Regions from separate parts of the Mus musculus genome. Here regions 1, 2, 3 and 5 are each linked to region 4. A link is a loop called in an ENCODE intact Hi-C map of the cell type or tissue named here. Cell type or tissue: left cerebral cortex. All regions are shown on one strand.

Region 1 (5,000 bases), 50 kb after region 4:
TTCAGGCTTCAGTGGTTTTCCTAAGGAAAGCCCAGAAAGAAGCATAAGAATATAAGGGGCTCTCGTGTGTGTGTGTGTGTGTGTGTGTGTGTGTGTGTGTGTATGTGTGTTGAGAGACAGTCTGAATGTAAGGTAAGCTAGCCTTGAACTTACCTCCAGCCCAGGTTGCCACTCACTTTTCAGAGTTGTAGTACCATGCAGATGAGATTTGTGTGTTTTATGCTTTATATAAGCACTTCATGGGATAGCTGATTGGGGTATGTGGTAAAAATGACAGCTACCAAGTACTGAATATGCCCCCACTACTGTCTGTTTGAGACAAGGTCTCTTGTAGCCCAGGCTGCCCCCAGTTTTGCCCTCCAAAGTGCCCAGACTGCAGGCATGTGTATCAAGACCAGGTTTATGTGGTGCTGACAATGGTACCCGAGGCTTCTCCCATGCTAGGTATGTGGGTGTGTACACGCAACAGGAGACACAAAATACAGAGCCGAATTACATCCCAGCCACCAGCGCTGTCCTGTATGTGCAAACATTTATTTTCATACTAGCAACAATTTTGTAAGGTAGATGTTATTAGCTTTGCCAAAAAGAAAAAAAAAAAAAACAAAAAAAAAAAAACAAAACCTCAAGGTTTTCTGGGTGGGAAGGGACACCCTGTTTTGAGGCTTTCTCTGCTCTATTGAGGAGGCAGCTTGAGAAGTCAGCCCCCCTGGGGCCCTGCAGAGATGAAACTCGGAGCTTACTCATTTCAAGTATTAGGCCATTTTTCGCCAAAGCTATAATGAAAAGCATACAACAGTAAGCTGGAGAAATTGGTGTCTGTGTATGAATCCAGGACTATGTGTCTGCAACATAAACAAAAGCCCAAATTCTTAGAAACAGCTTAACCAGGGCTGGGAGATGCTAAGTCAGTGTCCTAGTTTTATTTCTGTTGCTGTGATAAAATACCCTGACAAAAAAGGCAACTTAGGGGAGAAAGGCTTCATTCTGATTGTAATTCCAGATTCTGGTCCATCATTTCAGGAAAGTCAAGGCAGCAGACTCTTGAGGCCCTGGTCACATCCATAGGCAAGAAAAGAGACAGGAAGAATGAGAGAGAGTGCATGAAGTACTATCCAGCTTACCTTCTCCACTCTTATATATAGTCCAGGGCCCAAACCTAGGGAATGGTGCCACTCAAGGTGGGCTGGGTCTTCCCACATCAACAAATGCAAACACCACCTTCCTTCCATGATCCTCTGAGACAGTCCAGCCTGATCTAGATGCTCTCTTCCCAGGTGATTCTAGATTGTGTTAGCTTTACAATTAAAACTAACCATCACAGTCAGTAAAGTGCTTGCCTTACAAACACAAGGACCATGACAGATTGTGTCTGTAACTCTAGGGTTGGGAGCAATGACAGGTGGATGCCTGGTGCTCAGTGACTAGTCAACCTAGTTGAGGTGATGAATTCAAGGTTCAGTAAGTGACCCTGACTCAGAACACTAAGATGGAGAGCCATCAAGGATTGGTCTAGGCAATCAAGGATATCAACCTCTGGCCTTCACTTACACCCATGCCCATACATACATACATACATACATACATACATACATGAGAGAGAGAAAGAGAGAGTTATGGTGCATGCTTGTATGCTTGTAATTCCAGTATTAGGAAAGTGGAAACAAGATGGCCCCTGGGAGTCTCTGAGCAGCCACCTTCACCATTTCAGGCCAGTGAGAGAGAAGCTATCTTAAAAACAAAAAAGGTAGACAGTGCCTGAAGAATACCATCTAAGACGAAACGCACAAGGTTGTCTTTTGGTCTGTGCAAACACACACATACCATGCACCAAAGTGTAATCATTAATTCTGGTCTCAAGAAAAAATATAATATTCATCTAATATTCATTAGACCATGGGTGACCTCTTTATTCACTTGTTTTTTGTTTTTGTTTTGCTTTGTTTGCTTTTTGGCTTTTTGAGAGAGGGTTTGCTTTTTTCTATGTGTCTCAAACTCACAGAAATCCACCTCCCTCTGTCCCCAGAGTACTGGGATTAAAGGAGAGCACCACTACTCCCTGGCTGTTCTTTTTTTGTTTGTTTGAGTTTTTTTTTTGGGGGGGGTTCTTTTTTTTTTTTTTTTTTTTTTTTTTTTTGGTTTTTTGAGACAGGGTTCCTCTGTGTCGCCCTGGCTGTCCTGGAACTCACTCTGTAGACCAGGCCAGCCTCCAACTCAGAAATCCGCCTGCCTCTGCCTCCCAAGTGCTGGGATTACAGGCATGCACCACCACTGCCTAGCCCTGGCTGTTCTTTTTTATAAATTATTTTATTTTATATGTACAAGTGTCTGCATGCATGCCTGTACACCTTGTGCATGCATGCCTGATGCCCTCGGAGGCCCAAAAGCATCAGATTCCCTGGAACTGAAATTAAATGGTTGAAAACTATCATGTAGGTGCTGGGAATCAAATCCAGATCCTCTGGAAGAACAGCTAGGGCTCATAACCCCTGAGCCATGTCTCCAGTCCCACAACTTCCTGATTTATATATAGGATGAGCAATACCTTCCTCACAGAATGTCTGGATGTGCGAGGTCTAAGTGGGGTCTAGACTAAGAAGGTAAGAAGGCAGCACCAGTGTTCTTGAGATCTCTGCACCCTTGCTTACTTCTTTACCAAAAAACTGGGAGATGGGAATTGGGAAAGGAAAGGATTTGTTTTGGCCAGAGCTGGGGAGAGAGAAATTCTTAGCTTCTCCTAGCCTTGCCAGCAGCAGAGTTACAATTTATAAAAAGGATGGAACAAAAGCCAGGAAATATGCATATGTAGATTTAGCTCTGAGATAAGTTTGTGGAACTCTGAGATAAATCTTCTCCTCCGAGAAGACTCTTCCTCTGGCTCCAAGGCTCCAGCCTGTTCTCACACCTGGCCTGGAATTTTCTGGAACTTCTAATTCTTTAGGAGCCTTGTTGTACTCTCTCTCTCTCTCTCTCTCTCTCTCTGTCTCTCTTTTCAATGAACTGAACCTTAATATCCAAAGTAATGGGCATAACATTTTTACTGTTTGATAATTTTACATTTCTAGCAGATAAAGGAACATGTTGCATGTTGTGATTGTGTGTAGAGATGACACTGTGTGTAGAGATGGACAAGCTTGCCTAGACAATTCTCTGAAAAGCCAGGAACTCCCTACCTCTTCCTCAGTTCAGTGAGGTATGCATGAGAGTGACCCTTGTCCTCCTTTTAGAGATCAAGGATCTAAGGGACTTAATCAGTGGCTGAGCTTTCTCGGGGATTCAGGGCCTGGCCAGCTAGGGTCATGCATGCCTATAATCCCAGCATTTGGAAGGACCAGCTACATACTGAGAACATCTCAGAGGAAAAAGCTGCAGACTGGAGAGATGGCTCAGCAGTAAAGAATACTTACAGCTCTCCCAGAGGACTTGGGTTTGATTCTCAGCACCCAAGTCAGGCAGCTTACATAGTCTGTAACTCCTGCTCCTGGGGATCTAATGCTGCCTCTGCCAGCACCTGTGCTCACATGCAGACATGCACACCTACACATAGTACACACACACACACACACACACACACACACACACACACACACACTATTTTCTCCCCATATATATATGTGGGGAGAAAAGGGTACAACTGGATGTGTATGGTGGCTCATGCTTGAAATCCCAGCACTAAGGAGGCAAAGGTAGGGAGTTCAAGGTCAGCATGGACTATACAAGATCTGTCTAAAAAAAGAAAGAAAGAAGCCAGGCATGCCTTTAATCCCAGCACTTAGAGTCAGGCAGATCTCTGTGAGTTCGAGGCCAGCCTGGTCTACAGAGTGAGTTCCAGGACAGCCAGGGCTACACAGAGAAACCCTGTCTCAAGAAAAAAAAAAAAAAAAAAAAAAAAAAAAAGGAAAGAGGAAGAAAAAGGAAAAAGGAAGTTGGAGAGAAACTAGACCCTGGGCAGAGGATAAAATAAGCATGAAGAAAAGGAAGAAAAGAACTCTAACCAGACATGATGGTAGATACCTGTATTATAGCACTTGGGAGGCAGAGGCAGGTAGATTTCTGAGTTTGAGGCCATCCTGGTTTACAGAGTGAGTTCCAGGACAGCCAGGGCTACACAGAGAAACCCTGTCTCGAAAAACAAATGGAGGAGGAGGAGGAGGAGGGAGGAGAGGAGGAGGAGCAGGAAAAGAAATAAGGATCTAATCCTCGCTCTTAGTTTTCCTAACGGTTTACGTGCACTTTGTGTGCTTCACTCCATCCACTGCAAAGCCAAAGGGAAATGGGTGTCCCCAAAATAGGCTGACAACACGGAGAAGCCTGGAAAGGATAAGGACAAAAAAGAAAAAAAAAAAAAAAAGAAGAAGGAAATAAGAGGGCCAGGTATGGTGGTTAACACCTTTAATACCAGCACTTGGTGGCAGAGGCAGGCAAATCTCTACAAGTTCAAGGTTAGCCTGGTCTACATGTGGTATTCCAAGCTAGCCAATGCTGGGCTACATAGAAAGACTCGGTGTCAAAAAGAAAGTGAGAGAGAGAGAGATGGAGGGTGATATTCTTTATTTCTAAGACTGAGTTCTTTCTCAAGGCCATGAGGCTACATTTATACACCCAGCCTCACTCAACCCAGCAGTACAGGGAAAGCCCAAATACACTCCGCCAGACATGGCTCTGTATTGGCTTTAGGGCTTCAAGGTCTTGAAATATCCTTGTGCACTCAGACCTTTTTCTTAAACACTTGGTATGTAGCCCTGGCCTTCCAGAAACTGTTTATGTAGACTAGACTGGCCTTGAACTCACAGAGATCTGTTTGCTTCCTCCACCCTCACCCCCACAGTGGCCTTTGGACATGAAGGGTCATTTCCTTTGTCCCCAAGGAAATCTGCAAGGCCATCACCTGCCTGCCACATTTCATTTGTCTCACACACTGGGGCTTCATTTCATTACCCATGGAAATTCAGCTTCATTGATATGAAGGGGCTAATTACTACAAGAGACATAATTACAAG
Region 2 (5,000 bases), 170 kb after region 4:
GAGTATAAAAGCTGGTCCTTGTTATGAAAGATCATCAATATAAGCTCTTCATTCACATCATCAGACTTCAAAGTGGATATAATTAGCCTCAGATACATTGGAATGCAAAAGCTTGGATATTACCTACATTCTTGCTTCCTTTCTTTGCAGATTGTGTTAATTTTCTTGTGTCATTGTCTCCCTGTACCAAGAAACAGTCCATCCACATCCTTACAACTTTTCTTTGCCCAAAGTAGAATGGGGGCCTCCCCACTGGTCCTGTTTTGTAGTTCTGGTCTTTTGGGGGTGATGGAGAATGTGATATATGTACTGGCAGAGTAAAGTGGGAAAAAACACTGAGAAGCAGCAGGCACCTGAAGTGGAAATTAGAAGTGCCAGGAAAAGACTCTTCATGAAACAAGACTGGGATTATACACAGCATTAGCTAATGTTACACGTGCTGCCGCTGCACCTCCCTGCTTTAGATCTGCTGTAGCTCCCATTTCCTCCTGAAAGTGCAGTGCTTCTCTAGCTTGGAAGAAGTCAATTTGCATAGTGGTCTGGACCCTGGGGAACAGTTTGCTGAAAATCCTTCATGGCAGTATTGTCGAGTTCATTCCATTTGTAACACAAGATTAACAGCTTTGTGAGTTGGAATTGTATCCTGCCCCTCCCCAGCCCCCACTTTTTTTTTTAACTTCTCATTCTCAGACCATAAGTCACATAACATCATTTTAGAAGGAATTTAGATCTCATAGGAAAAGATGGTATGTCTCTATCTAGCTTCTGCTTATAAAGACAAGGATCCCAACACTTTATAGTGTAGTGCGAATATATACTGCTATTGTCGGGGCCTTTGTTATAAATCAAATTGCAGGGCTAGAGAGTTGGCTTAGTGTTTAAAAACACTGTCTGCTCTTCCAAAGGATCAGGGTTCTTTTCCTAGCACCCACACAGAGGCTCACGACTGTTCATAATTCCAGTTCCAGAGATCCAATCCCCTCTTATGGCCTCTATGGGTACCAGGCATGCACATGGTACCCAGATGTACAGGCAGGCAAAACACCCATACACATAAAATAATGGGTTTTTATCATTTGGTTTTGGTTTTGCTCTTCCCCTACCCCCAGCCCCAAGACAGGTCTTATTATGTAGTTATGGCTGTCCTGGAACTTATATAGACCAGGCTAGTTTTGAACACACACAAATATGCCTGACTTTGCCTCCATAGTGCTGAGATTAAAGGAGTGTCTCACCATACCTAGCTAAAATATTTTTTCTTAATTTTAAAAATAAAACATGGCACAAGTAGAATTAACTTCTTGATCAAGATATATAGTATCTTATAATTTGAAAAATCTCTAAAAATATATATAGTTGGAATGGATATTTTGTTTCTCACTCCTCATGTCATGCCCAGGACTGCTCTGATATAAGTTCCTTTTATTTGGTGGTTGGAGTAGGAGGCAGGATTTCATCATGTAGACCAGGCTGGCCCGGAACTTAGAAGTCTGCCTAGCTCTGCTTCCTGGATGCTGGGTACATGCTACCACAGTGGCTCTGACATAGCTTTTAATGCATCTGCTTTTACAAAGAAAAATCTGCATAAGTCTTTAAAATTGCTGTTTAGAATTACATCAGCAGTACGACCAGATGGCATTGAGACACTCACTTTAAGTATTCTAGGATTTTCTAAAATAGCTGGCAGAAATAGAAAAGCCGTCTTTCTCCTTAAGTGTATTTCTGTCCTTTTATCTTGGGTCTGTGTTCTAACTGTTGCACCTAGGTTAAAATCATAAAGCCAGAATGGAGATTTTTTTTTTGAGGATTAGGTAAGGTTTTATTTTACTTTAAAAATCACAATTATTGAGTTCTATTAATTGCACAGATTAATGAGATTAATGGGCTTCATTATGACATTTTCATATACACATATGTTTGTTATGTCCATATTTGCTCTCCCTATACCCTCTCTCCCTCCTCCATGCATTCCCTTCCCTTCCAGAATGGAGACTTCTTGGGTTCCAAATGTCCTGTGCTTTATTAAATAATGACATTCCAGAAACTGTCAGTACAGGTGTTCTTGTATAGGTCACAGATATACTTAGTTTGGAAAAATCCATTGAGTGGTAACATTTCAGGCAAATGTGGTTTACATAGCCAGTGGGTGTCAGTGAGATAGGGCTGACTTTGAAGAGGGTGTTTGGAATGTGTAAAGCTCTTTACCTTTAGGGAGCACTGAAAGGAGTGAGCGTTGCAGAACTGTCCCTGTACCTAACTCACTGGGTAGAGTTTTGTTTTTGTTTTTTAAGGAGCTTTTCTTACATATTTTTCGATACTTAAATATTGCCTCAGATTCCTGGACCTTAGAGGTTATAATAAAGAAATATTGGAGGAGGTGAAATGTCTACTGTTTATATTTGGGTTGAGAAAGATACAAGATCTTTAATGGGAATCTGAGCACCGGGCGTGGTGGCGCACGCCTTTAATGCCAGCACTCGGGAGGCAGAGGCAGGAGGATTTCTGAGTTTGAGGCCAGCCTGGTCTACAAAGTGAGTCCCAGGACAGCCAGGGCTATACAGAGAAACCCTGTCTCGAAAAACCAAAAAAAAAAAAAAAAAAAAAGGGTTAATTCTCTGCATTTACACTCAACCTTTTTCCCCCATCTAAGTTTTATGTAAGAATCATGTCCCCAACCCACAGGCTGAGAGCTGTTTTACAATGCCCCTATGCTAGTGGAGAACATTTAGTTTTTGACATCTTGTACTTTCTAATTCTATATTTTCCAGAGACATTAACTGATTTTTAATAGATTAATTAATTGATCTTAGAACTAGAAATGGCTGGTTCTTCCACTGTAACATTTTCCTTTCATAGATAGATTACAGTTCGGATAACCCTAACATAAAAAGTATACACATGGCTTGTTTTTACTCAGATCTGTTTGAGGGTAAACTAAGTAACTTACTGAAACAACTTAGTTTGTATGTCAGAGTGCTCTAATCAAATATGTTCATTTGAATGACATTTGACTAAAGTCTTTAAATCATTTTTTATTTGCTTTTGTTTTTGAGATGAACTCTCAGTATGTAGACCTGGTTGGTCTCGAACTCATAGAGATCTACCTGTCCCTACCTCCTGGGCACTGGGGTAAGCGCCCCTCCATCAGTTATCATAAGAGATAAACAGAAATGATAGCCTTGTGTGTTCATAGTAAGCCAATGGTGACAAGAATTAAGAATTTTCTTCTCATAGTAAGTCTGGAGGCTATAATGGTGATTATGTACAACTCCCTAGAGTAGAAAACAAAATGCAGGAGAGGAGCCATTGTGCTCAGCCTCTGGAGCACTGGGGTTGCAGACACTGTTCCACGGATAAAATTCACCAGGATTTCTCAGAGGCCCACTCCTTCCTTCTTTGTGTGTAAGGTCTGCTGTACTAGTTGACACAAGCTTAGCATCCTCATTCCTCAGTAAGGACACATGCATGTTAATGATGGACATCTTGTTATTTAAGCAAACATTAATTTGGGCGTGCAAGGTTCTTCCCCCTACTCTTCACAAGGAGACAAAGCCTTTCTTTTTTTTTTTATTATTAGATATTTTCTTCATTTACATTTCAAATGCTATCCCGAAAGTCCCCCATACCCTCCTCCCCCCCAACTCCCCTACCCACCCACTCCCACCTCTTGGCCCTGGTGTTCCCCTGTACTGGGGCATATAAAGTTTGCAAGACCTAGGGGCCACTCTTCCCAATGATGGCCGACTAGGCCATCTTCTGCTACATGTGCAGCTAGAGACACAAGCTCTGGGGGTACTGGTTAGTTCATATTGTTGTTCTACCTATAGGGTTGCAGACCCCTTCAGCTCTTGGGTACTTTCTCTAGCTTCTCCATTGGGGGTCCTGTGTTCCATCCTATAGATGACGGTGAGCATCCACTTCTGTATTTGCCAGGCACTGGCATAGCCTCACTCGAGACAGCTATATCAGGGTCCTTTCAGCAAAATCTTGCTGGCATATGCAATAGTGTCTGGGTTTGGTGGCTAATTATGGGATGGATCCCCAGGTGGGGTAGTCTCTGGATGGTCCATCCTTTCGTCTTAGCTCCAAACTTTTGAGACAAAGCTTTTCAATGTCACTCTGCCTATGTCTCATTTGATTCAATTGTTTCTGTAGTTAGACTTCCCAGAAATAGAAGTGCTAGGTCAGAAGGTCCACTCACTTTTTAAAGATCTAGCTATACAGTGCCAAATTTTTCTCTAAAAATGTTGTGCTAATTAACACCTTCCATCATTAGAATAAATTTTTTAAGTCCATGAGAAATAGCTCATAGTTTCAATTTCATTTCTTTTATTAAAAGAGCAGAGAACTATTTGTTTTGTTTTTCTCATTTTGCCTTCTCTTAAAATTATCCTTTATTTACATACAATAGGATTTACTCATTTGAAGTATACAGTATAATTATTTCTGGCAGCTATGTATACTAGGATATCTAACCAATGTAACAAGGATCAAAATAACTAAATAAAAGGCACATAGAAGAAAAATAAGTTAAATTGTTCTCATGAGGACATGATAATGCATATAATAAACCCAAAGATCTTTCTCATGAACTACCTTTTTTAGAAAAAAATTAAAAAGATGTATTTATTTATTATATGTAAGTACAGTGCAGCTCTCTTCAGGCACCCCAGAAGAGGGCATCAGATCTCATTATGGATGACTGTGAGCCACTATGTGGTTGCTAGGATTTGAACTCAGGACCTTCAGAAGAGCCATCTCTCCAGCCTATGAACTACCTTTTTATGTATATAATGGCTTTATTTCCTCTGTAAACTTTCTCTTGATGTCTATTTCACCTATTCTTAGGCTTGTTTTTTACTTGGTATATTTTTTACTTTCATTTTATTTTTACCTGTTTTTATGTTTAAAGTGACTTTAGACATCATGTAGGTGGGCATTGTTTATCTGTTAAAAAGATTTAACTGCCCTTGCTTTTTTGTTTGTTTGTTTGTTTTTTT
Region 3 (5,000 bases), 79 kb after region 4:
AGAGAGAGAGAGAGAGAGAGAGAGAGAGAGAGAGAGAGAGAGAGAGAAAGGAAGGAAGGAAGGAAGGAAGGAAGGAAGGAAGGAAAAAAGAAAGACAGGAAGGAAGGAAGGAAGGAAGGAAGGAAGGAAGGAAGGAAGGGAAGTGAGCTGAAGTCATCCTCTGAACTCCTTCTGTTGAGGTATTCTGAGGTATTCTATAAATTTGGTCAAGAGTGAGCACAACACTCTAGTACTGAGCTGTGTGGTGGAAAATTCCAATTGTCAGTCTCTAAGAATACTCAGCTGACCCTACTTCTAGCAGACTGAGAAAATGAACCAGCATTTTCAGCACAACCTCCATGTACCCAAGTCTCCATCAGTCACTTTCTGCATATTATCTCAAGGCATCCTCACAGTAACCCTGGAACATAGGTAGCATTACCACTGCCTCACTAATGAGGTAGCTGAGGCGTGAGAAAGGGTCATAACTTATGACCACATAGTTTGCAGAGAGCAAAGATTCACACTCAGGTCAGTTTTAACATCAGACTGTGCTGTTAAACCTCTGTCTGTAGCTTTGGAAACTCCAGTGAAGAAAAGGCTCTGGTGGTATAGCAGAAACTGCTCCTGCTGCTTGGGTTGATGGCTCTAGGTTGAATGTAGAAAGCTCATGAGTACCCCTGTATTTGCAAGCTGCTGCCTCTCAAAAGCTGAACTAGAGCCAGGTGTGGTTGTACATGCCTATAATTTCAATACTTGAGAAACAGAGGCAGGAGGATTGTCACAAGTTTAAGGCCAATCTAGGCCACATAGTGGATATCACAATGGAAACTATTATTTTTTATATAATTAATCTATGCTAATAAAATGGCCTTAGAAAAAGTTGACTTAATTGGGCAGTGGTGGAGCAGACTTTTAATCCCAGTACTCAGGAGGCAGAATGGATCTCTGTGAGTTTGAGGCCAGCCTGGTATACAAAGTGAGTTCCAGGACATCCAGGGCTACACAACTAAACCTTGTCTCAAAAAACAAAAAGTAACAAAACAAAACACATAAATTTAAAAAGAAAAACAAAAGGAAAAGTTGTCTTAAAGCACACGGTGAAGTTAGCACCTGGTGGGCATGTGAAGAGTACAAATATTTGGACTCCCCATTCCAGAATATTCTATTTCATGAGTATGTAACAGAGCCTGGAAATATGAATTTTTAAAGATTGTTTTTTGTCGTTCTGAGGCACTGACAAGTGTGGAAGCCACTGTTTTCAGGAGCCCCTGTAAGCCCACGGTTTCCCTTTCTGCCTGTTATAAACAATCCTCAGAGCCAAGGCACAGTTCTGAAAGAGGAGCCAGCATCCCCTGGAGGGATCTTAGGATGCTTTGAAATTGTTTGGACCAATAGTTCTCAATGATGGGAGATAGCATATGTGCCTGGGACACTCTCCAACCTCCACTCATCTCAGCTGAGAATCACTACACTAATCCGATGAAGCTGGAGATAAGTTAACAGGAACAGGAGACACCTATTTGCTCAGGAATTGATGTTAGCCGCTTCTGCACTGTTACTGAGTAGTCTTGACCTTCTCCACCATCAGGTACCTTCCAGGAGAACTTCTACTTTATCTCTAGGGAATCTCCCATGTTGCCTCCCTTACAACTAGACAGAGGTTGTAGATGGAGAGTCCCTTTGGGCTTATGGCAAATTCCAGACCAGCCAGACATACATAATGAGTCTTTGTCTTGGTTCAAGAGCAGCCTGCCTTTGTTGGGCATATCTGTCAAAGGATCGGCTGCTGTGTCTTGGAAGTTGTAATCCTAAAACATTCACTCACTCACTCACTCTAGTCTGTGTTGACTTGGCTGCAAAGGGAATGATGCTCTTAGTATGCTCTTTGCTTTGAAATGAAAGGGCTGGGACAAAGTCAGTTTTTACTATCATCAGGCAGACCCAGGTAGATTGCTCTGAAGCATCTTTCTAAAATTCTACTGGTTGGGTAGACAAGATGACTCAGTGGGTAAAGGTAGTTGCCTTCAAGATCAAGGACTTGAGTTGAATCTTCTAGGACCCATGTGATGGAAGGAGAGAACTGACCCTCACAAATTCTTCTGACTGAAAATGTGGATATGACCACTCCTGAGTACAGTTGAGAAGGTTTTATCATAGACATGAGGGAGAGTACTGCCAGGGGCATATGGAAGAGTTCAGACTGAACTGGGCCTGAGAGCTCTGAGAAGGGAGTGGGGAGAGAGATATTGGAAGACAGAAGTGTGAAGTGGGCAAAAGGAGACCAGGAGCCAAGAGAAGAGTTAAGAGTCAAGAGAGCTTGCAAGATCCAAGAGAGTATGTAGCCAAAATGGCTGTTACACAGAAATCAGAAGTTGGGGGAAGGGAAACGAAGCCCAGCTCCTGGATTGGAGAGGTTTAAGGTAGGGGGCGGGGTGAGAAGTAACGGGAGGAGCCACAGATACTAAGGGATTCTGGGAATTCTAGCCAGAGTCCAATTTGAAATGTTAGTAGGCACCTCCTTTACCCATTTGTCCCAGGTTTCTTTGAGACCTCAACACTGACCACACGTGTAGGTCACACAAAAAAGTCACGTGGCCAACCCAGAGCTGGTAGAGTCCTGACAGTCATACCTATTCCTTTCCCTCTCAAAGTCCAGTTCACCCATGGACAGGATCATGTTCACCGGCAGGCTCTGCTGTGTGTGGCTGGAATGAGCTGCAGCTGGCATTGCTCTTTGTCCATCTCCCCCACCCAGGTTCCAGATGAGCTAGGGGCGTTGGCTATTTGTAAAGTCATTTTCTCCTCTACCACTGCAGGAGAGTACATAAACTCACTTTTTTTTTTTTAACTTCCTAACACCCCGAGTGTCAGTCTTTCTTGGTGTAAAGACGTTAGTGAAAGAACAGAAATCAGGCAGCAGTGAAAAATATTCCTTTTTTTGCCTCATAGCTCCTACTTCCACTGTCCTCTTCTTTCCCACTCTGCTAGTGGGTGAGAATTCTGGTGTTAAATGCCTTTCCTGAGAGAGAAAGCCTCAGCTAGGTGGGTGGTTCTGAAACAAAAATAGAGGCAAAGGCCTGCCTGATGGAGAAGTATCCCAGGCAGTCTTGTGGATCTCCTCGTGTCTTCTGAAGCAATGGGTTCTGGGTGCACAGATTAAGGGATTAGGTCCTTCAGTGAAGACCTGTATGTGTCAAAGTCCAGAGTCAGTGACTCCTTGAAGGACATAGTCATGCCCTCAGGGAGGAGAGAGGACATCGTTTGGGATTGCCCTTTCACACATATCAACCCTGTGGCCTCTCAGAATTGGCAGTGGGGGTGGTTATCAACCATATACATTTGGAAAATCTCCCTAGATGGTTCTGATTCATTACTCTTTCCTCTCCTACAATACTCTCTGCTAATCCAATTGAAAAAGTCACTGAGGTGAGATTTATGTAATGATTTGTGTTACTTTGGCACTGGCAAGGCTACACGGAGCACATAAAGGAGGTATACATGAGAACACAGCCATGACTTAGATTTTCAATAGCATAGTGAATGGGGTCAGACACAGGCTGTAGGTGACAGTACTGGCTTTGAGACAGGGTTTCTCTGTGTAGCCCTGGCTTTCCTGGAACTCACTCTGTAGACCAGGCTAGTCTCAAACTCAGAAATCCTCCTGCCTCTGCCTCTCTAGTGCTGGGATTAAAGGCATGTGCCACCATGCCCGGCAAACTATTGCTTTCTTGAAAGAATATATATCACTCAAGAGTGATGTCTATTAACCAGTTATCCCTCGTGCTATTTCCTTGCTCTGTCAAGCAATCATTGAACCTTCTTTCTCATACAGAAAGCACTTGCCTACCTTTCTGGCTCTAGATGCAATGGTTTGGCACAGGAAATAACTTTCTTTTTTATTTATTTATTTATTTATTTATTTATTATATGTAAGTACACTGTAGCTGTCTTCAGACACTCCAGAAGAGGGAGTCAGATCTCATTACGGGTGGTTGTGAGCCACCATGTGGTTGCTGGGATTTGAACTCCGGACCTTCGGAAGAGCAGTCGGGTGCTCTAACCTGCTGAGCCATCTCACCAGCCCGGGAAATAACTTTCAAATGGTTACTGTTTGGTATCTTATGAAGGTTAGTCCCAAGGCTCTGCTGATAGTGTTTAAACACTTAATCTATTTAAAAAATGGCAAAACATGACCTCTTGTACTCGTTATTGGTTTTCAAGTTTGGTTGTCTTCCACATAATCTCTCACATATGTAGTCCTGGCTAGCCTGGAACTCTTCCATCTGTCTTCCTGCCTCAACTTCCTAAGTTGTAGGATTACACTTGTGTATCATCATTCCAGTCTATAATTGGCCATTATTAGAAACAGGGCCTCATGTATCCCAGGCTGGCCTCAAACTCAATATATAGCTGAGGATGACCTGGAACATTTGATCCTTCTGCATCTACCTCCTGAATGCCAGGGATTACAGTCTAGGAAAAACCAGTCTTACTGGCTTTTGCCTCTGCAGCATGTAACCCGGTGCCCATCACAGCAGAGATTGTAATTAAATATTTTGAAGTAAGTAAATCAGCTCTCAAGGCCAGGTCCAGCTGGTCTTTCCAGATACTTGACTTTGCTTATTTGTTTTGGAGCAGGGTAAGTCCTGGCTGCACTGGAACTCTCTATATGGATCAGGCTGGCTTCAGGCTCATGGCAGTGCTGCCTCTGAGTCCTGGGTGCTGGGGTTACAGGAGTATGCCAGCCACTATGCATGGATACTAGCTGACTTTTTTTTTTTTTAAGATTTGTTTTAAAATTTTAATTTATGTGTATGTGTGCCTGTCTGTATGTATACATATGGATATGGGGGTGCCTGAGAAATCCAGAAAGGAGTATGGGGTCCCTTGGAGCTGAAGTTACAGACAGTTGTGGGCTGTCCAACCTGGGTGCTGGAAACCTAGCTCATGTCCTCTGCAAGAGCAGCAAGTGCTCATAGCTGCTGTGCTCTCTCTCCAGTCCCCAGTACTTCTTTAAA
Region 4 (5,000 bases):
CTACCTCAATTAACCCAAACTAGATAGTCCCTCACAGACAAGCCCAGAGACTTGTGTTTATGATGATTCTAAATTTAAGCATTACAGTGTCTCATTAACAAATGCTTATTTAGCCATTTACATATTGAAATGGTAGCACCTTATACTATCACGTCAAGACCACACTTAAAATTTAACTTTACCTTTCCATAAATATGACTGCCAGGGAGTTTTTAAACATCCCCAGTGGCTCACGTTTGGTTTTGCTTTTCTGTTTTGAAACAGGGTCCCACGTATCCCAGGCTGGTCTGGGACTCAGCTGAGGGTGACTTTGAACTTCTGATCTTGCCACCTCCACCTCCCAAGTGCTGGGATGTAGGCATTCACCATTACACCTAGTTTATGCAGTGCTGGGATTGAACCCAGGGCTTTGCACATGCTAGACACTCTATCCCCCCGAGCCGTAGTCTCAGCCCCCAAGTTCTGCTTCTATCGGAAACTGCCCAGAAGCTGAAGGAGGAGCTAGCTAGCATTCCTTGAACTCATTTCTGTTTGCTCTGGGAAGCCCAGTGATCTGGGAAATGAGTGACATCTGGGCTCATTCCTAGCTGTGTTGAGGGTTGGGCAATCTCGCTGGGGAAAAACAAACAGCCCAGATCTGGCTTTGTTCTTAATGCTATTCCTAAGTGCAGATGACTCCCCTGCTGGTCCAGCCTCAGGGGAAACAGTGGGGAACTGATTGACAGCCATTAAGAAAATGGAACTGAGTGCCACAGATCAGACAATCCAGGCTGAATCTCTATCAGTTGAGCATCAGGCCCCAGGAGCTTTCCTGCTAGAGAAAGTCTTGCCTGGTGGACCTGCACTGGCTGTGGGGCTGTGATAGACTCCCATCACCTTCCCTGCTCCAGGAAAGATGGTAAATGGACATTATTGTGGGCAGCTTACCATTGATTGGCCACAAGGGCAGATCAGTTAAGCTCCGTGTTCCTCAGCTTCCTCATATGTAAGGGGAAGGTAATAACTGTTCCTACCCGCACCAGGCTGCTGCAAAGGGGAAATCAGCTTAGACAGTGCCCAGCACTCAGTGTTGGATGGAGATTTGTGGTTATCACCAATTGCTATTTATATTTCATGCAGGAACATTTGTATAAAAAGAGCCTTTTCCCACAGCCAAGAAATCTTAAGCCGAGAGATGCACTTCATAACGTCCCACAAATCCTAAGGGCCATTTGTGGGTATTAGCTATGGGAACATTCTAAAACACTTTCTAAATGAGAGCCAATCTAAGAATCCTTTCCTGCTACCTACGATGGTCATTTGTTATGGTGGCTATCAAGCATCTGCTTCTCTCCTTAATACCCCATCTCCTTTTGGGAAATAAAGCCACCCTCACCTTCCATGGGAAGTAGTTCCTACCCCTCTCTGATTTAAAACCTATCCACCGTGGCAGTCCTGGGAGCACTGTTCCCAGTAGGCTGCCTAGCCTTGGTAACCTTTCCCTAGTCCTTACCTTGGTGTATAACCTCTGTGGCTGGTGAAATCAAAAGCCCCATGAATAGAATCCTCGCCCCTCTCTCTCCTTCTCCACTGTGCCCGGCTCCCATCTTTCTTCCAAACACTGTTAGTGGACAGAGCACACCTCACAACTGAGATCCCTCAGTCCTTGAAAATAAGAAAGCAAACTGGGCGGGCGTGGTGGCCTTTAATTCCGGCACTTGGAGGCAGAGGCAGGAGGATCTCTGTGAGACCAAGCACTCTATATAATGAGACCCTGTCTCAAGAAAGATGAATAAATTTAAAAAGCAAATCATGGTTCATGAACGGTTCAATTGTGGTCTCTTCAGCTGCAGCTGGTGCTAGGATCGGAGAGCGTGTCCTACAGGGCAAGAGGCCTGGGTCCAATGACCTGCACAATTTCCCAATTTCCCCGGTCTTTTGTTCCTTAATATACGTGTGTGTGTGTGTGTGTGTGTGTGTACACAAATGCATACATGCATATATGCGCATACATATATAATTTTTTAAGTCAGAGCCTCCCTTTGTAGACCAGGACAACCTAAAAGACTCACAGTCCTCCTGCTTCAGGCTTCTAAGTAGTAGGACTATAGATGTGCATCAATATACTCTTTTGTGTGTGTGTGTGTGTGTGAGTGTGTGTGTGTACATACTTAAAGATATTTAAGAAATCAGTTTATAGGACTAGTAAGTCTGAAAACTTAACACAACCACGAACTATTTGAACGGTCACCCCTGGATTAGTGTGTGATCACATTACTGGATACCACAACCTGAGTAACAAGTGAATTCTGCCATTGGAGGAAACACAGCACAACTGTACATCCCCGGGGTTAAATGATGTCAGTGTGTCCAACCTGGGTACACGTCTGGCGCTGAGTAGGAGCTGGGTAGATGGTAAGCTCTGTTGGGAAGGCAGAGGAGGGAACTCAGTGGTGCAACGCTGAGCCCTGGACTCTCTTCTAGACACTTTGTAAATGCTAAACGGTGTCATTTAATCCTCCAGCCGGCCTAAGAGTGAGGTAATACGATTTACATGAGGAACTAGAGAGCCAGAGAGATTACATAATTGCACATTATTATGGTTTGAATATAAAATGCCCACACCTCACCCGCCCCCAACCCCCTCAGACTCCCGTGCTGAACTCCCGGTCTCCAGCTGGTGGAGCTATTTTGAGGGCTGTGAGGTGAGGCCAAGCTGGAGGAAGTAGGTCCTAGTGGGTGGGCCTTTGAACGCTACCTGGATTCCTGGGTCTCTTGCTTTCTGCCTCTAGGCTGCTTTTGCAGCAAACAGCCTCTTCACCCACTCACACTGGTGCGGACTGGAAACATGAGGAGGATAGCCCTTCCTCCTTTTAGGTTGTTTTGTCTTAGGGAAGAGCAATACAACCAGGGTCACACAGCAAGCACACAGTGAGCTAGGACATGCCAGGCCTCCCCTTCTTAATCAGATGGCCCCCTAAAGATCTCCACAGGACACCTGCCCAGTGCCCTCGGCAGCTAAAGCCTTAGATACAATGTTACCCGTTTTGTCACTTTAAGGAAAATTCCACCCAATTGCACAAACACCGCCAGATATAGCTGCCGGCATATTTCAGAAAAAAAAATATTTTAGGGTAGAATATCACACCCCCTCCACACTCCACCCTCCTCTACCACTGTCTCCCTAGGATAACAAAAAGCTAACACCTTTCCATCTAAGAAAACTTGGCAGAGGTTCCCTCCCTACAGCTCCTTCTGCCCACTGCCACGGGGAACTTTCCAAACAAGGGAATGAAGTCACTGGTCATCAGTTGTGGCTTTCCTGCGTTGGATGATTATGTGATGATATCTTAATCAAAAAAGGTAGAACCCAATTTCTATTTAAATAAAAATGTATTAGAGAAGAGGATAGAGGTCCCGGGATGTGGCTCGGCTGGCCGAGTGTTTGACCTGTGGGCACGAAGCTCTGAGTTTGATCTCCAGCAAAGCATAGCCTGTCATGTGGCATAAAGCTGTAATCTCCAGCATTTGAGAGGTAGGCTGAATGGCTGAGGTTACCCTCAGTTACATGAGATCCTTCAAAGGAGGCTCTGAGGCCCTGGGTGCTAATGTCTCAAGGTTCCTTCCTTCTGGGTGTGTCTCCCCAGGCCCGTTTACTCAGACAAGAACTAGCATCCAGCATGTCACAGTGGCCATTTTTGGGTCCGTTTAGGCTCTAGAGAAGACTCCTAAAGTCAGTTCTCTAGGTGTGTGTGTGTTGGGGGTGAGGGTGAGTTGGTAGGGAGTATGGAGACGTGATGGGTGGGCAGGTGAGAAATTCTGCTTCCACTGTGAACTCAGGACATCCAGGCAGCCTCCAGACCTATTTGCAGTGTGCTGGAGTTCTCTTTCATAGTGGGTATTTTTATTCTTTTTCAGGAATGTGTTGGAAATCAGGAGCGGGAGGTGTAGCTCGTCCACAGTAGAACACTTGCTTAACACGCATGCCTCAGGCCCTAGGTTGAGCCCTAACTGAAAAAGGAGGAAGGGAGACCACAGTGGGAAAACCGATGAAAAATCAAAGGCTAAAGAGTTTTAATTGTGATTGCTCTCATTTAGGTCAAAGACAAGGCTGGAGGCAGCAAGGGCTGCTAGGCACGTCTCCCTGGGACTAAGAAGCACCCCCCCCCCCCAGGCCTGAAGCCAGAGGCCATTCGAGGGGAAACTATGCAGAACTCCATGAAACTTCATCACATTTTCCTAACTTGTTAAAAATTCGGTTTCTAAAGATTTATCTTAATGTTATGTGTATGAGTGGTTTTGCCAACACGCATATATGTGTAACATTTGTGTGACTGCTGCCCTCGCATGTCAGAAGAGGACGTCAGATTCTCTGTGTGTGCTGAGAACTGAACCCAGGTCGTCTGCAAGAGTAACAAGTTCTCTTAACTACCGAGCCATCTCTCTAGCTTCGTCACTTCTCTTACTTCCTCCATGATACTAGTTTATATCCTCTTTTCCTCTGACACTGGACTCTGGAAGCCTCAGACCTGGTGTTTAGGATCTTCTAGATGGACAAACTGTTCCTCTACATGGGGATGGCTAAAGCCAGTGTCCACTTCCAGATCAGGGGGTGGGGGTTCTTATTCAAGGCAGGCAGGAGCCCAGGTTTAGAGGACTTGCTTGCTGGGATTTGAATGGCACCTTCTGGCCCCGCCCCAGGGCTTGGCTGCCTCTCCCGTCATTATCTGTCAATGTCAGCATCAAATTAGGAAGAGAAACAAAAGAGGACAAGCCAAGGGCGGCTTTCCGGGAGCAGTGCCAGGCTGGAGAGATGCAGCAGCCAGTGCCACATGCTGGCAGGAGGTCATGATCGGGACAAGCGATAGAGAGGGTGGGCAGTGCAGAGATGACGCTTTGAGTCCAAGGACAGAGGTCGGTTAAAGGTGGAGGTCAGAGTTGAGATAAGTCAGAGTCAGGAGAGAGGTGTGGGAGCAGCAGAGGCAGGCTGGTCACAGAGAGAAGCAGAACCAGCCTGCAGC
Region 5 (5,000 bases), 100 kb after region 4:
TGTGTGTCTACTTGTGGGTGTGCGTGCTCACATGCATGTATGTGTGTGGGTCAAAAAAAAAAAACCAAAAAACTGATGCCGGGCATGGTGACACACGCCTTTAATCCCAGCACTCAGGAGGCAGAGGCAGGCGGATTTCTGAGTTTGAGGCCAGCCTGGTCTACAGAGTGAGTTCCAGGACAGCCAAGGCTATACAGAGAAACCCTGTCTCAAAAAAACAAAAAAACAAAAACAAAAAAACAAAAAAAAAAAACGAAAGAAAGAAAGAAAGAAAGAAAGAAAGAAAGAAAGAAAGAAAAGGAAAGGAAAGGAAAGGAAAGGAAAAGAAAAGAAAAGAAAAGAAAAGAAAAGAAAAGAAAAGAAAAGAAAAGAAAAGAAAAGAAAAGAAAAAGAAGACATCCCATATCTCCCTTAGTCTCTCTTTACCTTGGAGTTTGAGATGGGACTTGTCACTTACTGCAGAACTCCTTCACTGGGTAGACAGGCTGGCCAGCAAGTCTCCGGAATCCACCTGTCTCCCTCCAGTGAGTGCTGGGGTTGCAGGTACTCGGACCACCACCTCCAGCTTTTATCTGGGTTCTGGTGATCCATGAGCTCCTTGTGAGCGTTACGCACTAAGCCATCTCCTCAACTTTAAAGTCACTTTAAAACCGGGCATGGTAGTGCATACCTGTTATCTCATCACTTGACAGGTGAAGTCAGAAGGATCAGAAGTTCAGGCCAGTCTTGGCTGCATAGATTGCAGTCAGCCTGGGCAAAATGAGACTCCACCTCAAAAACCAAACCAAGCCAAAGCGAAAATAGAACAAACCAAACAAAAGTAACGTTAACTAACAACATTTATGATCTCTGATTTACCTAAAAAGAAACTGTAGGGGATCGGCTGATGCATGTGATCAGGGCTAAATAGTAGAGAGAGGTAAGATGAGGCCAAGGGCCTCAGACACACGCAGAGGGGATTGTCCTGGGACTTAGAGGCTGTGTGACTAAGGCAGATGAAGGGTTAGCTGTGGTTGCAAAGAAGGCCCAGGCAGCAATGATCTGGAACTTGTTTGGTCTCTCCCTGTCCCCAGCACATTGTTATGAACCAGTCTCCATCTTTGGTCCTAGTTACTATTATCTCCTGATCTTGTGCTGTGTTCCATCCCTGCCTCCATCCATATCTCTCCTGTCAATCAGAAAATCTTCCTTGGATCTCTGTGGCTTTTCTTCTAGAGCCTTCTGTATCTGACCCTGGACCCACCCTTTGTCTTGCAGCACTGCCAAATGTCTCACAGGTCTGCACCCTTGCTCACACTCCAGTGTCTCCAGCTTTATTTTGGTAGCGACAGCTTTATCACCCTGTCACAAAGCTGATGGAAGACCTGAACATAATAAGAGAATGGATAAGGGAGACGAGGAGAAGTGTATTTTTGTTTTGTTTTTTTTTTTTTTTTTGAGACAGGGTTTCTCTGTGTATTCTTGGCTGTCCTGGAACTCACTTTGTAGACCAGGCTGTCCTCGAACTCAGAAATTTGCCTGCCTCTGCCTCCCAAGTGCTGGGATTAAAGGCATGCGCCACAATGCCCAGCGAGAAGTGTTTACAAGTGACTAAAATCTAACTATCACCTTTCATCCCCAGAGCCAACTCCCCAAACACAGCCAAGAGTCCTAGAGATAGAGACGGCTGTGGGAAATGTCGAGTCAGTGAGGGGGAGCGATGAGGCAGGAGGCTGCCTATATTGAGTCAGACACTGATGTCACTAAATAATCTCCATCTTGTGTTCTTCACCACACAGACGAGGAAACCAAAGTTCAAAAGTGTTATTACACCCGTGGTCACATGGCTAGAAAAAAATGCCACAGCATATGATTCCAGTCAAGGCTGCAGACTCACCATGTAAATTCTTCAAGTAAAGGGACAGATTTAGAGAGCCTAATAGCAGAGAACATCTTCCTGAGGGATCTGTGAGTACAACTTGGGAGGCAGAAGGATATAAGCCTGGACTTAATGGAAGTAGGACCCAGAAGGGGTGAGGCTGCCAAGGTCCCAGGTGGTCCTACCTGACCACCAATGAGGGCTCTGAGCAAAAGTGCTAACATTGCATGTATCTGGTAAGGAAGGCTGCTCTGCTTCAAAGCGAAATCCCTTTCTGGATGTTCTTTCCTTTACCCCCGTTATTCTGTGGCTTTGTTTCCCTACTGACTATTCCTTCCAACTGTGGCACACAGTGGAAAGGATGGTGGTATGATGGGAGCTAGTGAGTCCCAGCTGTCACCCACTAGCTGTATGAGCTTCCCTGAGGCTCCCCAAGTCTGCTTCTCTATTTGCAGAATGGATGTATTGGTGATGTGTTATACGGGATAAGTGATGTTGAGCACCTAGCACTGTGGAGAGGGGAGAGCTCTCTTTGCTGTTCCCTAGTTTCCCAGAGCCTGGCCCATGCTGTACAAAGAGGCTGCAGACAGCTCTTAAGGAGAGCCAGTTCTTAGAAGAAAGGGAAGATCATCTCCCACTTCCTGCACATTATATTCCTGCTTATGCATTCTGATGTCCTGCTTGCTTTTTTGGGCTCTAAGTGCTATCCTGCTGACTCACTTCCGACTTCTCCTCGTTCATCATGCTCAGCTCCTGAAAATGGAATAGGATGGAAAGGGCCGGAAACTGTACTGTCTGGTGAGATGTTTAAGGGGACAGGCACCCTATGTGGATAGAATGCTGGGAGTATGAGCTGAGCAGAGCCCACAGCATGATTCTCATCTGACTTGTGATACTTGACCTTGGATTGTAATACTAATACTAACCATCCCACTTACAGCTACTGATGAGGAGCCGAGAGGCTCCGGGCTATGTACTTTCTGTGGATCGCCTCTTTGATCACCACGGATGAAGAAGTCGGGGGAGGGCAGAGCAAAATTTCAACCCCATGGTCTAGATTTGTGCTGTCTAATGAAGTAGCTGCTAGCTACATGTGGCTAATGAGCACTTGAAGATAACTAATGTATGAAAGGTGACTAGAAGAAGGAAGGACTTGAACCTGAAAGGGGGGGGGAGAGGGAAGGGAGAGGGGAAAGGGAGAGGGAGAGAGGAGGTATGCTATCCCCATATAGTCTGAGCTGCTCTGGAACTTCTCATGTAGTCCAGGGTGGCCTAATCCCAGTGATCCTTCTGGCTCAGATCCCTGAACATCTAGGATTACAGACACGTGTCACCTGAAACTGAACTTTTAACTCAACTGAGTGTTGTATGTGAGTGAAAATACTAGATTTCACAGCTCTCGAATCATATATGTGTGTATCCCTTTTCAAATTTTGATCACATATTAAAGTTACAATAATTTGGGTATATCAAGTTAAATAAAACATATCCAGATAATTTTACATGTTTCTTTAGCTTTTTTTTAGTTGCTTTTTATTATTTGTTTGTTTTTTTGTTTGTTTAGAGACAGGGTCTCATTCTGGAGCTCTGACTGGTCTTGAATTTGTTCGTGGTAATTCTCCTGGCTCAGTCTCCTGGATTATGGGCACAAGTTACCTTGCCCAACTCCAAATAAACATTTTAAATTATATTTTACAAACTAGAAATCAAAGCTTATGATGATTCTTAGAGTTTTGTTTGTTTGTTTGTTTGTTTCTTGTTTTGAGACAGGGTCTCCCTATGTCAGGGTGACGGTGAACTCACAATTCTTCTGCCTTAGCTCCCTGAGTGCTGGGATACTTGATACTCAGTATAAGACCACGTCTGAAAGTGTACGCATTTCTCCAAGGAGTCTAATTTGTGTAGCACCTGGAGTATGCTCAGTTCGCTTGGAAATTCTTGTTCTAAATAGATGTACAGATCTGTGAGGAGCTACCAGTGCCCCAGTGAGGTACCTCCAAAAGTCCCTGCACCAGACACTGAATCTCACCTTGGAGAAGACTTAAGTCCCTGTCCTCAGGACCAGGGCCCTGCCAACTTCAGGGCCGCTTTACTTGAAGGGCTTGTTAACCAGATTCCAGCTCTTTCCCATCCAAAACCTAACTTAATAGATTTGGACAGAACCAGAGACCTTATGTGCTAAAGAGACTTCTCAAAACTATGCTTTAAAGGAGACTGTCATCCACGGGAAAGGTAGCAAAGTATCCCAAGCATTAGGCGAGAGAGAGGGGAGAACTGAATTAACGAATATTGAAGGTTTGTTCCCTGCTAAGTAAGCATTTTTCAGTATGTCACTTCATTTCACTCTCGCATCAACTTAATGAAGCACATAGCACTACTTCAGCGGGGGCAACCGAGACTGAAAGGTTAGTTAAATGGCCAGAATCGCGGAGCTAGCAAACGGCAGGTCTCCGGTTTGTACTGACTCTTCCTGACCTCAGTAAGTCGTGAAGATCTCCACTGTCTTCGCTTTTTTTTTTTTTTCTTCCCCTGGCACTGTCGTATGAACTGGGTATATAATATAAGTGAGACAGACAAGCTCTCTGTTCTGGTCAAACTCAATAAGCAATTAGAATAGAGTTCTCAGTGCTACAAGGGAGGCAGTGTCATGAAGATATATAATGGAGAGTCATAGTCTAGATGAGGGGTAGTAAAAAGCTTTCCAAAAGAAAATCTGAGACTCACATGGAGCAGAAAGGATGGCGTAGAGGATTGGAGCATGGCTGGGGAGGAGCAGAGCATGGCTGGGGAGGAGCAGAGCATGGCTGGGGAGGAGCGGAAAGTGGCTGAGAAGGAGCAGAATGTGGCCGGAGAGGAGCGGAGCGTGGCTGGGGAGAAGTGGAGCATGGCTGGGGAGGAGTGGAGCGTGGCTGGGGAGGAGCGGAGCGTGGCTGGGGAGGAGCGGAGCGTGGCTGGGGAGGAGTGGAGCGTGGCTGGGGAGGAGCGGAGCGTGGCTGGGGAGGAGTGGAGCACGGCTGGGGATGTCTTAAGCTGAAAATCAGCCATGAAGGTTTCAAGACATCAGTGTGGTTGAGGAACTGAGAGAAATGTAGACTGCCTCAAGCAGAGAGGGTGGAAGTGAGATGGAGGGCCTGAGGCAGAC

The links. A loop is a pair of places that touch in the nucleus more often than their neighbours do. Peaks named below come from ENCODE experiments on the same cell type or tissue, not always from the same donor. Only the 100,000 strongest peaks of a DNase experiment are listed, where the experiment ranks them.
Region 1: it touches region 4 in a loop (2.2-fold over the local background); 3 of 42 quality-filtered maps call a loop at or near these places.
Region 2: a loop joins it to region 4, with 2.1 times the contacts of the local background. A loop is called at or near these places in 2 of 42 quality-filtered maps.
Region 3: it touches region 4 in a loop (8-fold over the local background); 5 of 42 quality-filtered maps call a loop at or near these places.
Region 5: it touches region 4 in a loop (8-fold over the local background); 4 of 42 quality-filtered maps call a loop at or near these places.

What each region holds. Positions count from the first base shown.
Region 1 is chr11:78,753,296-78,758,295 of GRCm38, reverse strand. No RefSeq gene overlaps it. Among named protein-coding and RNA genes, the nearest start is that of Ccnq, 4.1 kb to the right of the region's middle. In left cerebral cortex, no CTCF peak of the experiment used is centred here; DNase peaks (open chromatin) are centred at 921 and 2,768; H3K27ac peaks cover 2,254 bases.
Region 2 is chr11:78,637,881-78,642,880 of GRCm38, reverse strand. The region is part of intron 1 of Nlk (nemo like kinase); the gene reads left to right. Among named protein-coding and RNA genes, the nearest start is that of Nlk, 57 kb to the left of the region's middle. In left cerebral cortex, no CTCF peak of the experiment used is centred here; DNase peaks (open chromatin) are centred at 421, 1,598 and 2,107; H3K27ac peaks cover 1,753 bases.
Region 3 is chr11:78,724,585-78,729,584 of GRCm38, reverse strand. No RefSeq gene overlaps it. Among named protein-coding and RNA genes, the nearest start is that of Ccnq, 25 kb to the left of the region's middle. In left cerebral cortex, no CTCF peak of the experiment used is centred here; DNase peaks (open chromatin) are centred at 1,351 and 3,010; H3K27ac peaks cover 2,107 bases.
Region 4 is chr11:78,803,564-78,808,563 of GRCm38, reverse strand. No RefSeq gene overlaps it. Among named protein-coding and RNA genes, the nearest start is that of Lyrm9, 21 kb to the left of the region's middle. In left cerebral cortex, a CTCF peak has its summit at 2,657 (motif pointing right); DNase peaks (open chromatin) are centred at 2,677, 3,145, 3,798, 4,741 and 1 more place; H3K27ac peaks cover 4,619 bases.
Region 5 is chr11:78,700,077-78,705,076 of GRCm38, reverse strand. No RefSeq gene overlaps it. Among named protein-coding and RNA genes, the nearest start is that of Nlk, 5.2 kb to the right of the region's middle. In left cerebral cortex, no CTCF peak of the experiment used is centred here; DNase peaks (open chromatin) are centred at 1,822 and 2,540; H3K27ac peaks cover 2,151 bases.